Linked DNA regions of Homo sapiens: region 1 is linked to region 2. The links are chromatin loops, found by intact Hi-C in ENCODE. Cell type or tissue: prostate gland. All regions are shown on one strand. Each heading gives the region's core, and the rest is flanking DNA. Links, peaks and the distances in the headings are about the cores only.

Region 1 (7,597 bases), core at 1,661-6,660, 900 kb after region 2:
TAGTTTTATGAAGCAGTAAATCTGCTTTGTTCTTGACCAGTTTGTGGTGAATTTACTTTGGACACTAAGCGTTCTGAGGCCCCAGGCCCCAGGAGGGATACAGTAGATTGGTTCACCCGACATCTGTTCTAGTCCTTTCTAGTGGGTGTTCCTTTACTGCAGGGGTGGGGGAAGCAAAACTCCAACTCCAAGGCCCCTCCCAGCTAGGGCTCTGTATCTGATTGAGGTTCCACCAACCAGGTGTCCTATGAGACTTGACTTGCGGCCAAGTTGCATGAAAGAGGGGAGGCAGCCGTTTCGCTGGTGTGTTTGCAGCAGGTGCAGAGGCGCTGCTTGATCCCCGTATCACTGCCAAGCTGGTGGAACCTGGAGCTAGTGCTTAGGATAAGACATGACGATTCACCTCCTGTGTGATTATAGCAAAAGCAGCATGCAGTTTTCCGGATGGGCCAGTTCTGCGGTGAGGTCCTGGGTCCCAGTCCTACAGAGCCTGCCCCTGCAGGCCTTCCAGGGGTTTTGGAAGCGCCTCATTTCCAGTATTCGCCCCCTTTTCTTGAAATAGCTGGAGTGGTTTCTGATTCCTGCATCAGTATCCTGACTGATACAGCAGCAATTCTGCCTTTGGACACGGTGTTTGCTTTCCGTAGTCAGGCGTTAGCACGTCAGGCTCCCCCGACCTTGGGCGTCTTACTGCCTCCAGGTGGCAGGAGGCTAGTGACTGCTCCCTGAACCCCCAGAAGTATAGATGGACCATATTTGTGATGTGGTTCCCAGCTGACCCAGATTTGGAGTGGAGGAAGGAGAGATGAGGAATGGAGGTGGGTGCAAAAGGATAAATTGACTGAACTTGAAAAGAGAAAATGCTGCCATTAGCATGGGCCATTCTCCCCGTGTGCCTCCTCGGGGTTTGTGAAGAACAGGAATTAAGTCGTTCTGAGCAGCCTCCACAGAGTTATCCTAAAGGCAGATATACCCGGGGTTCTTTGGCCATGGTGCATGCCTGTCCCACTCCAGAGGAGGAAGACAGCAGGCTGGAGGTGGGTTTGGGTTGTTTCTCAGGAATCACAATTTGGGATCCCTGGTACAAAGCCAACTTCCTTACGATTTCACACTGAGTGATTGGCACCACCCATGCCCATATCAAACAGCTAAAAACACAGCCCCAGGTATGTTCCAGCTTTCTGGGTCTTCTCAGATATATGGGTTGTTCCTGAGATCAAGGACAGGGCACTGTGTTCTCTCAGTGTAGTTGGGCCCCTATATTTGACACTTCTTTTACATTTGATTTCAAGCTCCAAATAAAATCCCCTACATATAAAGGTTCTGCAGATTCACTGACTGGATGCCCTCTTGACTTCCTGCTAGCGTGCCTTACTGTACAGTAGGACAATGGTCTCTGAGAGTGGGCTTTGAAACAGCAGGCTCAGCATCACCACGGAACTTGTTAAAAATGCAAATATAGGCTGGGCGCGGTGGCTCACACCTGTAATCCCAGCACTTTGGGAGGCTGAGGTGGGCAGATCACAAGGTCAGGAGATCGAGACCATCCTCACTAACATGGTGAAACTCCATCTCTACTAAAAATACAAAAAAAATTAGGCAGGCATGGTGGTGAGCACCTGTAGTCCCAGCTACTTGGGAGGCTGAGGCAGGAGACTGGCGTGAACCCGGGAGGCAGAGCTTGCAGTGAGCCAAGATTGCACCACTGCACTCCAGCCTGGCTGACAGAGCAAGACTCCGTCTCAAAAAATAAAATAAAATAAAATAAAAATAAATAAATAAATAAGCAAACATATGGCCAGGTGTGGTGGCTTATTCCTGTAATCCCAGCACTTTGGAAGGTCGAGGCAGGTGGGCCATTTGAGGCCAGAAGTTTGAGACCAGCCTGGGCAACATGGAAAATTCCCATCTCTACACAAAAATTTAAAAATAAGCCGGGTGTGGTGGTGGGCACCTGCAGTCCCAACTCCTCGGGAGAATCACTTGAGCCTGGGAGGCAGAGGTTGCAGTGAGCCGAGATCATGCCACTGCACTCTAGCCTGGGTGACAAAGTGAGACCTTGTCTCAAAAAAAAAAAAAAAAGAAAAGAAAAGAACACAAGCCTCACCCCAAACCTTATGAAATGTTAGCTTTCTCACAGGGTTATTGCAGTGATTAAATTGAAACAAGATGTGTAACACATCTAGCCAAGAATCTGCAGTTACAGGGCTGACACTCTTTGGGTCTGTGTGTAAGGGTGCATGTGTGTGTGTATGTACGTGTGTGTGTGCATGTATTTGCACACGTGGGTTAGTGTCTGTGTGTGTGTATGTGTGTGCATGCGTGTGTATTTGTGTGTGCACTTATGTATGTGTGTGTATTTAGGTCACTGCGCACACCCTCAGCTCTGTCTGCGATGGCTCTCTTTGTCCATGATGGACCTGTATTCATCTTTCAGAGTTTTACTCAAGCATCCTTTGGTCTATTTGCCTGTGAGCTCTTGTCTTGTCTTACTCCCCCCGCTTGTACTAGCCCCTCTCCCAGAGCTTCCTCCCTATCCACATTCCTTGTTTGCATGAGTAGAGTAATCCCTGTGGCTAGTCTGGGACCCATTCACCCTTCTCCTGCTCATGGCATCCTGGTTTTATTTTGGGAAATTTTGTGCCACCCAGTCCTAATCCGTGTGGTGTGGTGGGATTGATCCTACAGCATATTGTCTGGGCTGACCAATCTTATTCTACTTCAAGGCCACAGTGATTGATTCACAAGTGAGCACGGGACATACGTGGGTCCAAGGCGGGTAGGTCTCTAGATCTGGGCTTGAAATATTGGCCCATTTTTGGTTGGGATGGGAGAAATCCTGCCCAAGCACAAAGCCAACTTTGAGTAAAGCAGAAGGAGGCAATGGAGACCAACTCCCGGCTCTGAATGCCTGAATCTGTCAGTGACCACCTTTTAGACCCTGTGAGTGTGTAGCTGTGTGAATTAACCAAGACCTCTTTTTGTAAATTTTAGGGGATTTTGTTCTTGTGTTGTTTTCCCAAGTCACTGTGATTGTGGTTTTTTCCCCTTGAAAAAGAACGAGTTGGGTTTCGTGACCCTGTTAAGGGACCTGGTCTTACAAATGCCTGGTTCCTGCAAAGTCCTCGGTCTATGGTAGACCCCCAGGAAGTGCTGAATGATGGAATGAATGTCTACCAAAAGAGAAGGGCTGAGATCTTTTCCTTCAGCCTTTTCTTCACCTCTTCAGCATGCATTCATGCGGCACTGCCCATGCTCCAGGCTTCTCTCCACTGTGCAATTTGCCTGGCTGACAAATTCCCCTGACCACCTCAACCTGCACAGTATCTGTGAGATCTCAGGGGATGAGCAGAAATGTCTGCACCCAAAGGCCAAGTAAGGCCCCTCCACAACCCTCTGGGCTGAAAGTTGTTGAGTTCAGATGGCTGTGCCATGCAGCTGTCTGCTAACCATGCCCCATAGAGTGGAGCAGACACTTGTAAAAACGTCCCTCTGAAACTGGCTCTGTATGGCCCCAGCAGGAATTAATTTGCTATTGTAAATGAGATTAACCAGCCTGTCTTCCAAAACTCATTTGTCCATCAGATGGTGAGGTGACTGGTGGCCAACCTACTGGGGGATGTTTTGGAGAGGGGGGAGCTCTCCACAGAAAACGGCCTTCTCTGCCCTTAACTTCTTTTTGAATTAGGATTCCTCTTCCACACAGCAAATGTTGGCTCAAGCTTTTGGGCAGCTGCAGGACTGCAGTTAGTTAGGGGTAGGAGGCCCACCTGGGATGGGCTTCTGGCAGCTCTCTGAAGGGTGGAGAACATGACCTGGATGTTCCTGCCTGAGGAAGGAACCATGGCCACAGACTGGGCCCTTTTTCCTGCTGCTGGTCAGGGGACTTAGAAGCCCTCCCCGAGTCTCTGGAAATCTTGGATCTGAACTCCAGGCTCTGGGCTTCTAAGCCGTGCCTCCCGCTCCCCTGTCACCTGGTGAGGAATATGGGATGAGGGAGAAGACAGGGTGAGGCTGGCACAACGGGGAGAGGGTCGGAGGAAAGGATGCCAGTGATGTGCTTCAGACCTTTTCTAAAACCACAGGTTGAATTGTTGATTTCTGGTCAGGTGTGGTGGCTCAAGTCTATAATTCTAGCATTTTGATAGGCCAAGGAGGGAGGATCACTTGAAATCAAGAGTTTGAGACCAACCTAGGCAACATGGTGAGACCCAATCTCTATTTAACAATAAAAATAAAAATAAAAAACTAAAGTGTTAATTTCCAAAGCCATGTGTCTGTCTCCTTAGAAAACCTCTCAAACTCACTGGAGCAAACAGCACCTGTAGACTCAGCGCGGGAGCGCCTCTTCCCTCTACAGCTCCACAGACATCACTGCACTCCCAGCAGCACAGGCAGGAGCCTGCACCAGGAAAAGCTCAGGGATGTGCTGGCCCACTCCTCTCCTCTGACCCTTGAGGACCCAGGTCTAGGGGGGATTAAGAAATATGCCATAGGAAAAATAAATGCAAGAGCTGAATGGAACTAGAATCTCTGTCGCTGGACTCCTAGCTCAGTCCCTTTCAAGCTGTTATTTAGGATTATCATCGGACTGCCCTGGGCCTCCAATTTTCAGGAGTTTTTCACCCCACCCAGAGTTTTAAGGCACTCATTGTGAATTACACAAATCATGGATGTAGCCCTGCTAGCGCTAAGCAATAAGTTGTCCTGCATCGCCCCCTGGTGGGCTTTTGAGCTATAGTCATATTAAATATATTAAATTTCTAGGAAGGACTGAAGTGGCTGGACCCTACCTCTGTGATACCTTAATTCCTCCAAGACTGTAAGACGGTCGGCTCCATCCACGCACTCCCTCTCTCCCACCTGTGTGGAGCGCCCTTCTCTTTTCTCAAACTGGATTTGATTATTATCCCAATCCTAGTTGCCTTTCTCAGGCACTCAGTTCTCTTTCACTGAAGCTCTCAGCAGAGTGTGGATCTAGGTGCACTGTGCTTCTATTGGTTTCCACCTTAGCTGGGCTGCCTTCTGGAAACAAGAACTTGGCTGTTTTAAAAAAATACATATATATATATATATATATATATATATATATATATATACACACACACATACACACATATACATATACATACATACATATATATATACATATATATATACATATACATACATACACACACATATATACAAGCATGCGGTGTATAATAATCCCATCAGGGTAAGTGGGGTGTCCATCACCTCAAGCATTTACCTTTCATTGTGTTATAAGCAAAATACTCTTAGTTATTTTGAAATGTACAATAAATGATTGTTAACTGTAGTCACCCTGTTGTGCTATCAAATACTAGATTTTATTCCTTCTATGTTTTTATACCCATTAACCATGCACACTCTCCCCTCCCCCAACCCTTCCCAGCCCCTGTAACCATCCTTCTGCTCTCTATCTCTGTGAATTCAATTGTTTTACATTTTTAGCCCCAACAAATAAGTGAGAGCAGGCAAAGTTTATCTTTCTGTGCCTGGCTTATTTCACTCAACATAATGACCTCCAGTTCCATCCATGTGGTTGCAAATGACAGAATCTCATTCTTTTTAATGGCTGAGTAGTAAGCACTCCATTGTGTACATGGACCACATGTTTTTTATCCATTCATCTGTTGGTGGACAGGTTGTTTCCAAGTCTGGGCTATTGTGAACAGTGCTGCAATAAAAATAGGAGTGCAGAGATCTCATCAATAGCCTGATTTTCTTTCTTTGGGGTCTATGCCCAGCAGTGGGATTGCTGGATCACATGGTAGCTCTATTTTTAGCTTTTTGAGGAACCTCCAAACTGTTCTCCATACTGGTTGTAAGTTTGTTGTTTTAACCTTATCACTGGATACTTAGCACTGGGCACAGTGCTAGGGCGTAGATAAGACACTCAAATATTTCTTCAAGGGAGGGAGCAAGGAAGACAAGGAGGCCAGAACACTTGCCTTGGACATCCTTGAACCCTCACCACACATGATGTACAGCCTGGAAGAATAGCATTAAATCATGGATGGACAAGCAGATGGATGAAGAAATGACTTTCTCCTGGGGCTCCCTCCTGTCAAACTCCCACTTCTAATCTCCAGTGGCACAGGCCCCTGTCCTGCCCTAGCGCCTGTCCAGGTCTAAAGTGGCAATCCTGGGACCCCATTGCCTGCAGTTTCCTGATGTGTTTTTTGCATATATTTTTAAAGACAACGGAACCCAGAGATTGGGTATCCTATTTTTTGGTTTAAAACTGTCAGAGATGTTTGAACCAGAGTGACTCCATCTTGAATAGGGGCTGGATAAAAATGGAAACTGAGATCCGCTGGCCTGTTCCCGGGAGGTCAGGCATTCTTAGCCACATGAGGTTTATGGTTAAAGGAATAGTTGAATTCATGTTGACCAAACAGACCCAAGACTTAACCGACCCAGGAAATGTCCTAATGTCCCGATATCTTAAGAACAAAAGCATTCTTAGTTTAAGAATAAGTTTCGCTTTAAAGATGCAGATTCTTGTGAAGATGGTAGTTACACAAAGATTAGCACTCCTTTGACACAGCCCTGGTAGTGGAGCACATCCCCCACAGCTTTTGCTTTGTTATTCTATATATAATCAAGCATTTCAGCTAAGATGGATGCGTTCCTCCTCTTGCCTTTGGGAGCGCCCTGCTGTGTCTACGAAGTAGCCCTTGCTTTATTCCTATACTTTCTTAATAAACTGGCTTTTGCTTTACTCTGTGGACTTGCCCCCATTTTTTTCTTGTGCAAGATCCAAGAGCCCTCTCTTGGGGTCTGGATTGAAACCCCTTTCCAGTAACAAAACCACAGTGGCCCTGATTTTCTTAGAGAGAGTTCCTGAGAGTTCATAAGAAAAGATTTGAGTTCTGATTGTATCCAGATCAACCAGCCTGACCTGGACATGTTGACAATTGTCGGTGCCATTACAGGAAAGTCTCCATCCAGGAGAGGTGGGGGACAGGGCCGGTGCCCATTTGCCTTCTAAGCAAATGCGTCAGAGACTGTTCTAATAGGGAAAGAAAGTATAACTAATGAAATTAAATTCAGGGAAAGAAGATGAGCTCTACTAATGATTAATGTTCAACTTAATAGATCAGCAAGACATGCTGAGTTGAGAAGCTGCCCAGAGGGTTCCAGCCCACTGCCCAAGCACAGGAGGAACAATGAGAGGAGCGACTTCCGCTCCCCGCACCCGCGGCTTGTCTCTGGGGAAACACAGTTATTAATTGCTCTAAAATGTCAGTCACTTTGCTTCAAAGTAGCCACTTCCCCGGCTGCTTTCTGATCTCCCCCTTGAAAATGACTTCCAGTGTGGACATTGACTCTAGCTTGTGTTTAAAACAGAATTTGGGGCTGGGCTTAGTGGCTTATGCCTGTAATCCCAGCACTTTGGAAGGCCAAGGTGGCCGGGTCACCTGAGGTCAGGAGTTCGAGACCAGCCTGGCCAACATGGTAAAACCTCATCTCTACTAAAAATACAAAAATTAGCTGGACATGGTAGTAAGCACCTGTAATCCCAGCTACTCAGGAGGCTGAGGCAGAAGAATCGGTTGAACCCAGCAGG
Region 2 (7,597 bases), core at 1,521-6,520:
CCTTTCTTCTTTCAGCAAGAAAAGATGCCAAAGGAATACTTTGAGTATGTTCCTGAACACAAGTTTATTTACAGATTTGTCCATGTTCTTTTTAAAGCCACAAACCTAACAGCTGAATTTGCAATAGTAACTTTGGTAAGATATTTCTTATTTATAAAGCATTTTTAGAAGTTGGTACTTGTACACAGGGTATGGTGCTGTTTTTAAATAAAAGTTGGCTTCTGGGCTGGGAGTGGTGGCTCACACCTGTAACTTCAACACTTTGCGGGGAGGCTGAGGCGGGTAGATCACCTGAGGTCAGGAGTTTGAAACCAGCCTGGCCAACATGGCGAAAACCCAACTCTACTAAAATTATAAAAATTAGCCAGGTGTGATGGGGGATGCCTGTAATCCCAGCTAATCAGGAGGCTGAGGCAGGAGAATTGCTTGAATCCGGGAGGCAGAGGTTGCAATGAACCAAGATCTCCCCATTGCACTCCAGCCTGGGTGACACAGCAAAACTCTGCCTAAAAAATAAAATAAAATAAAAAAGTTTGCTTCTGAAATTATTATACAAACTTTAAGAGAAACTTATGAAAGCAAAGTAAATACACACATTCGAGTTGTATCATCATTACAGCTTAAAATGTTGCCATTGCGTTTTTCATAATAGAACCATTGCTATTAAAAGCAGCGGGAGAGATTTCTGATTTCCCCCCCACACATCAGTGCATATGAAGTGTACACACATGCAAGGCAGGCGGAGGTGTTGGGATGGGGAGCAGTAAGGAGACGGATTCCAGTGGAGCTCTGAGCTGAGTCCCAGGCTGCATTCCTCAGGCAGTTCTCATGCAGGCTGTGATTGACAGCTGCTGCCGTGTCGTCTTTGTTCCTTGGGCCATGAGTCTTAATCTACCCCTACTGATCACTTGTGCCTGCTTATGAAATTGCCCAGGAATGTGGTTCCAGTAGGCCTGGGACACAAGCTTTGCTCGTTAGTCTTCCAAGCCATAGCTGTTTCCTTACATTTACATCATCCCTACAGAATTCCTATTGTAAAAATGTTAATAATAAATTCTATTCAAATTGTTGAAATTGTTTTACCCCTCTTCACAGCCAACCTATAGAGGAAAGTCAACTGCATGGCTGGGAAGGAAAGAATACTTAGGTCAATACTTACTTATTTACCATTCAATTAGAGTTTAGGAGAGAAGGCTTCTGATGTGCACTTGAGTCAAAGCCCTCAATGGGTGCTGGACCAGACACAGGCCTTTTCGAGGAGCTGCAAGTCATTTGGAACTCTCAGCACATGCTGGAGGGAAGCAGGAGTGGTGCTTCCAGATTTAGACAGATAGATGATGCTGGGGGGAAAGCTGGATTGGAAAAGGGAGAGTTTTGTACTCAGGCTAAACTAGATGTGCCTTTTAGATAGCAGAGTAGCAGTGTCTAGTCATCATTTGGATATATGGGACTAGAGCATGAATTTGTGGTAGAGATGCAGAGTGAAGAGTAATAGCAGCTGTTCAAATGCAGAGTAAGTGTGTAGAATAAAATTGGACAAGCCAGGCATGGTGGGTTCATACTTTTAGTCCCAGCTACTTGGGAGGCTGAGCTGGGGGGGATTACTTGAGCCCAGTAGTTTGAGTCCAGCCTAGGCCACATGGTGAGAACCCATATCTTGAGAAAAGAAAACATAAAGCCAGGTGTGGTGGTTCGCCCTTATAATCCCAGCACTGTGGGAGGCCACGACAAGAGGATTGCTTGAGCTTAGGAGTTCTAGAATAGACTTGGCAATAAGGTGAGGCCCCATCTCTACAAAAAAAGAAAGAAATTAGCCAGCCATTATGGCACATGCCTGTGGCCCCAGGTACATGGTAGACTGAGGCAGGGAGATTACTTGAGCCAGGAGGTGGAGACTGCAGTGAATCATGATCATGCCACTGCACTGCAGCTCGGGCAACAAAGTTAGACCCTGTCTTAAAAAAGGTAAAGAAAATTGAGAGACGATAGGTCTGTAAGGACTTATAGTGAGTAAAGGACAGGCCCCCAGAGGAGTAGCTGCTAGAATGGGAGGAGGAAAAGCAGGAAAGGATAATAAAAGAGTTAAAAGATGCTGTGGTCACAGTGCTGAATGCTGCCGAGAAGTGACTCATTCCATAAACACTCACTGGATACTGACTCTGTGTCACTCTTCTAAGTGCTGGGGTAGAAGGGAGGACAGGTTGAATACAGTTCTTGCCTTTATGAGCTTATGTTCTAGTGAGACACAAGTAGTTTTTCAGGTAGTGTCAAATAGCAGGAAGAGGAAGCTGGATAAAGGGATTCAGAGTGTCGGGGTGCTCAGTACTTTAGATAGAATGATAAGGAAGAGTCTCTCTAGAGAGCCAACATTTGAACAGTGACCTGCCCAAAGCAACGAAGGGAAGGAGTGCTGGCATTACAGGCAGCAGAGACAGGAATGTGTTTCACATGTGTTCACAGAACAAACAGCAAGGTGACCAGTGTGGTCAGAGTGAGGAATAAGGGAAGCAGTGGAGATAAGGCCACACAGGCAGGGCCACAGCTCACAGGGCCTTTTGGCTTCAGGCCATAGGAAGATGTTAAGGTTTTATTCCAGTTTGATAGGGGACTCATGTAGATCTTGAGCAGGGAAGTGAGTGCTGTTAATAAAGAGGTTATGGTGACTGCTTTGGGGAAAGTAGGCCATGGTTGGGAGGCAGATTGGAGGCAGAGAAGAGGGCTAAAAAGCAATTAGAGTGATACAGGTGAGCAATGAGAGATTGTGGCTCATAATCAACCCAGGCAGACTACCAGTGAAGGCAGACATAACAGGCATTGGAGACATTGCAGAAGGGTAACTCAAATGCAGGTATTTGGCCCCAGCAGCTAGGCAGATGGCAATGTCCTGTACAAGATTAGAAAAGGCTTGGGGGGTTGACTGTTGGGCTGGAGACTTCCAGTTTGTAAGTGTGAAGGCACCAGAAACCTAGGCAAGAGAAGTGTTGGAAGAGTAATGTCAGTGGGGCAGGCAGTGTACATTAAGGAGAGATGGAAGATGAGGAGCTGGCATGAGGGCATGGTGCTGTGAGCACCAATGAGATGACACAGCTGGAGGAGTAGTGGGGAGTGAGATGGGAACAAAGGAAACACAGTTAGATTGGGGAAAATCGCTAGTAGAGAGGCACAAAATCTTCAAAAAGAGGTGATTGTAGGAACAGTGTTCTGCAAAAGTGGAATGGGATCAACTGCACTGAGAAAAGTTGGCATCAGTGGGGAAAACATTTCTACATCTGAGCTGATGATCATAACCTTCAGACAAGAAATAAACTCGTATAAAATAAACTTTTTCCCTTTGTTTTGACATAAAGAGTTCAGGTAGCTCGCAGACATACTCTTCTGCAGAGCACCCTCTGAGGTAACACCTCCTCACAGCTCACCTTTAATCTTTACTCAGCTGTTCACTTTGCCCAATTCTTTGTAAAGCAGATGTTTGATAAATGTAAACTATCAAACATGTGCTAATTCATGAGATTGTCTCACAAACTACTCGGCAGGCTTAGAGGAATCCCAGGGATGCAGAAACTGGCAGCTGTTTCCACCTTTAAACCAACAGAATTGACTAAGTTGCAGGATGTAAGAGAGAATAAATTTTCATGAAGTGATCATGAAGATGGGAAAATAGGGGCTGAGAGGAGGGCCATTCTTTTATACACATGTGTTTTTTATCAAGCAACTGAATACTGAGAATGTTTTACAACCCCTGAGACCTGCACCTGCCATGCTGCTCTGCACAGCGGCCACTGGGAGGCTCTCTTGACCAGCAGTTTTTTAAGCTAGCACCACAAAAGGGTTAGTGTTTGTGAAAAGGAGATTAACATTTGCTCACTATCACATGGGTTTTATATATTCAAGCTTGACATGCCTGTAGAATTTCTATCTACCTCCCAGCTAAGTATGAGACATTACATTTGGTAGGCACTTGAGTATTTCCTGAACAACTTCAATCCACACTGGTCCTTAGTGTGTGCTGCCTTTTATGAGTGTGAAGATGATGACACTGCCTCTCTTCATGGTGGCCTTGGCTGACATATGCAGGCATTCTTGTCACCGAAATTGGGCTGGAAATTCCCATAGGCAGAGTAGGCAGCAGAAGTATCTGACCTATGATTGTAATGTGGTCTCTTGCTTTGCCTGACCAAGCAAAGTATGTAGAGCATAAGAATAAAAGACACTTTCTGGTCAAAACCAGAAGAAATCTGTCATTCAAAAGAGTTCTTATCAGAGCACTTAAAGTGAACTAAATCAAAGGCCAGTGCTCTATTTTGCATATTTACATAGAAAGACTCTTAAGTTATGTGGAGATAGACCTTTGCCCGACCAACTGGAAGAGATTGTCATGGGAGCCATTCTTCTCACCTCCAAAGTTTGGAAAGATGTGACTATATGGAATAGGGAATACTGCAGGCTCTTTGTGAACACTAGCATTAAAGACATGTGAGTTTCTAAGGTTTTTGTGAACTTTCTAACCATTTTCATTACCTTATTTGCTCCCATAAATGTAACACTTTAAGACATATTTTTAAAGGCTACAGTGTGCAGATAAGGAAAACACATAAAACCACATACTTCTTTATATCCAGCTTTAGTATAAAAGTTCATATCTTTTCACTGTTAATGGGTAGGTCTTGGTGAGTTACTGTTGTAATAATCTGCTCTGCTCATACATGGAAAAGTATTTTTCTGGTGGTTTTTGGCAAATACTTCACAAGTGCACTACCAGAACACCATAGCACAGTAAATATCTTTATGGCTTTTTAGAAGCTGTCTGTAAGTTCCAGTCTCTTTTTAAGGGACACATGTCTGGCTGTTGAAATAATTGGCCACTCTTAAGGTCTAGGGCCTCTGGACTATGGAGAAGTTATAGCCTCAGCCTCAGTCACACATTGTGTATTTGCTTTTGCTGATGTTTTCTCCCTTATATTTAAATGTCTGTTTTTTTATAGAAAACTTGAGATGCAGAATAGCCACAGATCCCTGTGCCCTCCCCATTAGGAGTGTTGCATGTGTTTAGAAATTGGGTTGATGAGTTTGCTGCTCCAGTGTTTCCTTGAGGCAGTATGCAAAAAATTGCCCAGGCATCACACAATGCCCACCACACTCAAGAGGCTCCTGGGGCACTCATACAACCACAGCAGCAATCTGTGGGACTTGAGTTACCAAGGAGAGTGCGAGAAATCTTGCTGAGTCATGGGGTTGCTCATAGACGGTGCCAACATGATACTGAAACATGGGCTTCATGGGGGCTTTCTTCCAGTCTGGCCTTACGACTGTTGTAAAGGGAAGAGCCTTGGAGCTTGTAAGCAGGGTGAGCTAGGGAAGCATTTCCACCAAACACTCTAGTAATGTCCACAGGACAGTGAGAATAGCTATATGGGTGACACTTAAGAAAATATAAAGGGACACCTGTTGCTGTCGTTGAGCAGCATATGAAGAACAATATCATGACAGGCAGTGGCAAGAGTTTGTTTTTTTACATTTGCCCGTTACTCCAGATAAGACTGCCATCCAGAATGTATGTGATCACAAAAGTAGAGCTTGATGGCTGATTAGAAGTCTCTGCCAATTGTTCTCCTCATAAGAATAACAAATTGAGTAACTATCTAAATAAAAAACACCTTTATTAGAACTAAAAATAGCTAAATAATTATAGTACCTGGTTTAAACTTTGTATCACTGAAAAAGGCAGTGAACACGGTAGGAAAGACAGTCTTGAGTTGCTGATGCCAGCCCTCCCTTATGTCCTAGCATTGGCCATGTGACAAGAAGAGAATCTGCATGCTTGGGGAAGGGAGAGCACAGCAGTGTGAGACTTTGCATTGAACTCAGTGCTGCGTTGTCATAGCAGAAAGCAAAACTGGGCTGAACTCAGCCAGTGCCCACCCACGGATGGAACATTTCTAGCCCTAGCCTGAAGGGAATCACCCATCCCAGTGGCTGAAAACTGAGTTGTGGAAAGCCTCACTGCTGTGGGATAAAGTATTCTGGGGTCCTTAATAAACTTGAAAGACTGTCTAGGCCACAAGGACCGCAACTCTTAGGCAAGTCTGAGTGTTGTGCTGGGCTTGGAGCCGGTGTATTTGGGGGGCATGTGACCTAGAGAGACAGCAGATGGGGCAGCCCAGGGAGTGCTGTACCACCCCTCCTTCAATCTTAGGCAGTGTAGCTCACAGCTCTGACAGAGACCTCTTTCTTCTGCTTGAGAAGAGTAAAGAGTAAAGAGGACTTTGTCTTGCAACTTGGATACTAGCTCAGCCACAGTAGGAGAGGGCACTGGTCAGAGTCATGAGGCTCCCATTTTGGGTCCTAGCTTTTGGATAATACCTCTAGACAAACCCTGGGCCAGAAGGGAACCTGCTGCCTTGAAGGGAAGGAATCAGTAAGGGCAGGATTCATCACTTTCTGACTAAAGAGCTCTTGGACCCTGAATAATCAGCAGTGGTAAGCAGGTAGTACATGTCATGGGTCTTTAGTGAGCCTCAGAGATCTGCTGGCTTCATGTGTGACCCAGCACATTCCAAACTGTGGTGGTTATGAGGAGAGACAACTTCTGCTTGAGAAAATCTGAGGGAAGAGTACAGAGGACTTTGTCTTGAGCTTAGACACCAGAGCAGCCACAGTGGAGAAAAGCACCAAGTGGGCTGTTGGGGTCCCTGATTCAGGCCTTGGCTCTTGGATGGCATCTCTGGGCTTTCCCTGGGCCAGAAGGGAGCCCACTGCTCTGACGAGTGAGTTCCAGGCCAGGCAGCATTCACCACAAGCTGACTGAGAGCCCTTGGGCCTTAGTGAACATCAGTGGTGACCTGGCAGTACACCCCAGGGGATTGTGATGCTGGTGAACATGGGGACAGACTACTCTGCCTGGGTAATGGGGAAGGAAGAGTGGAAAGGTGTTTGATGGTTTTAGTGCCAGCTCAGTCACAGTAAAACAGAGCACCAGGTGGATTTCTAAGGTTTATAACCCCAGCCCTAGCCCCCAGACAGCACCTCTGAACCCATCCAGGGGCCGGGGGAACTTACTACACTTAAGTGAAGGACAGAAGGTTCTCTGGCTTCACTACCTGCTAATTGTAGAGCCTTGGGGCTTACTGCAAAATAGCTGGCAGCCAGGGAGTTGTTACAGTAGAGGCCTTGGGCAGTAACAGTGCTGTGTGGGCTTCAGATCAGACCCAGTGCTGTCCTAGGTGTAGTGGCCACAGGGGTGCTTGTATCACTCATCTTCGAACTCCAGAAAGCTCAGCACAGAGAGACTCTTTTTGTTTGGGGGAAAGTAAGAGAAGAAATGAGTCTCTGGCTGCTAATGCAGAGAATTCTTCCAGATCAAATCCGAGATCACTAATGTGCTACCTCTACATATCTGCAAGAACCAATGACATTCTTCATAGACATAGAAATAGAAAAGACAATCCTAAAATTTATATGGAACCACGAAAGACACAGAATATTCAAAGCTATTCTCAGGAAAAAACGAAAAAAACAAAACAGAAGGAGTCACATTGTTTGAATAGAAATGATACTCTACAACTATAGTAACCAGAACAGCATGGCACTGGCATGAGAA

What was found. Peaks named below come from ENCODE experiments on the same cell type or tissue, not always from the same donor. Only the 100,000 strongest peaks of a DNase experiment are listed, where the experiment ranks them.
Region 1: a loop joins it to region 2, with 4 times the contacts of the local background. A loop is called at or near these places in 17 of 110 quality-filtered maps.

What each region holds. Positions count from the first base shown.
Region 1 is chr19:28,874,647-28,882,243 of GRCh38, forward strand. No RefSeq gene overlaps it. Among named protein-coding and RNA genes, the nearest start is that of LINC00906, 87 kb to the right of the region's middle. RefSeq lists enhancers at 6,170-6,921, 6,922-7,597. In prostate gland, for the core only: a CTCF peak has its summit at 4,715 (motif pointing left); a DNase peak (open chromatin) is centred at 4,715.
Region 2 is chr19:27,970,390-27,977,986 of GRCh38, forward strand. The region is part of intron 3 of LINC02987 (long intergenic non-protein coding RNA 2987); the gene reads left to right. Among named protein-coding and RNA genes, the nearest start is that of LINC00662, 180 kb to the left of the region's middle. In prostate gland, for the core only: a CTCF peak has its summit at 3,781 (motif pointing right); no DNase peak of the experiment used is centred there.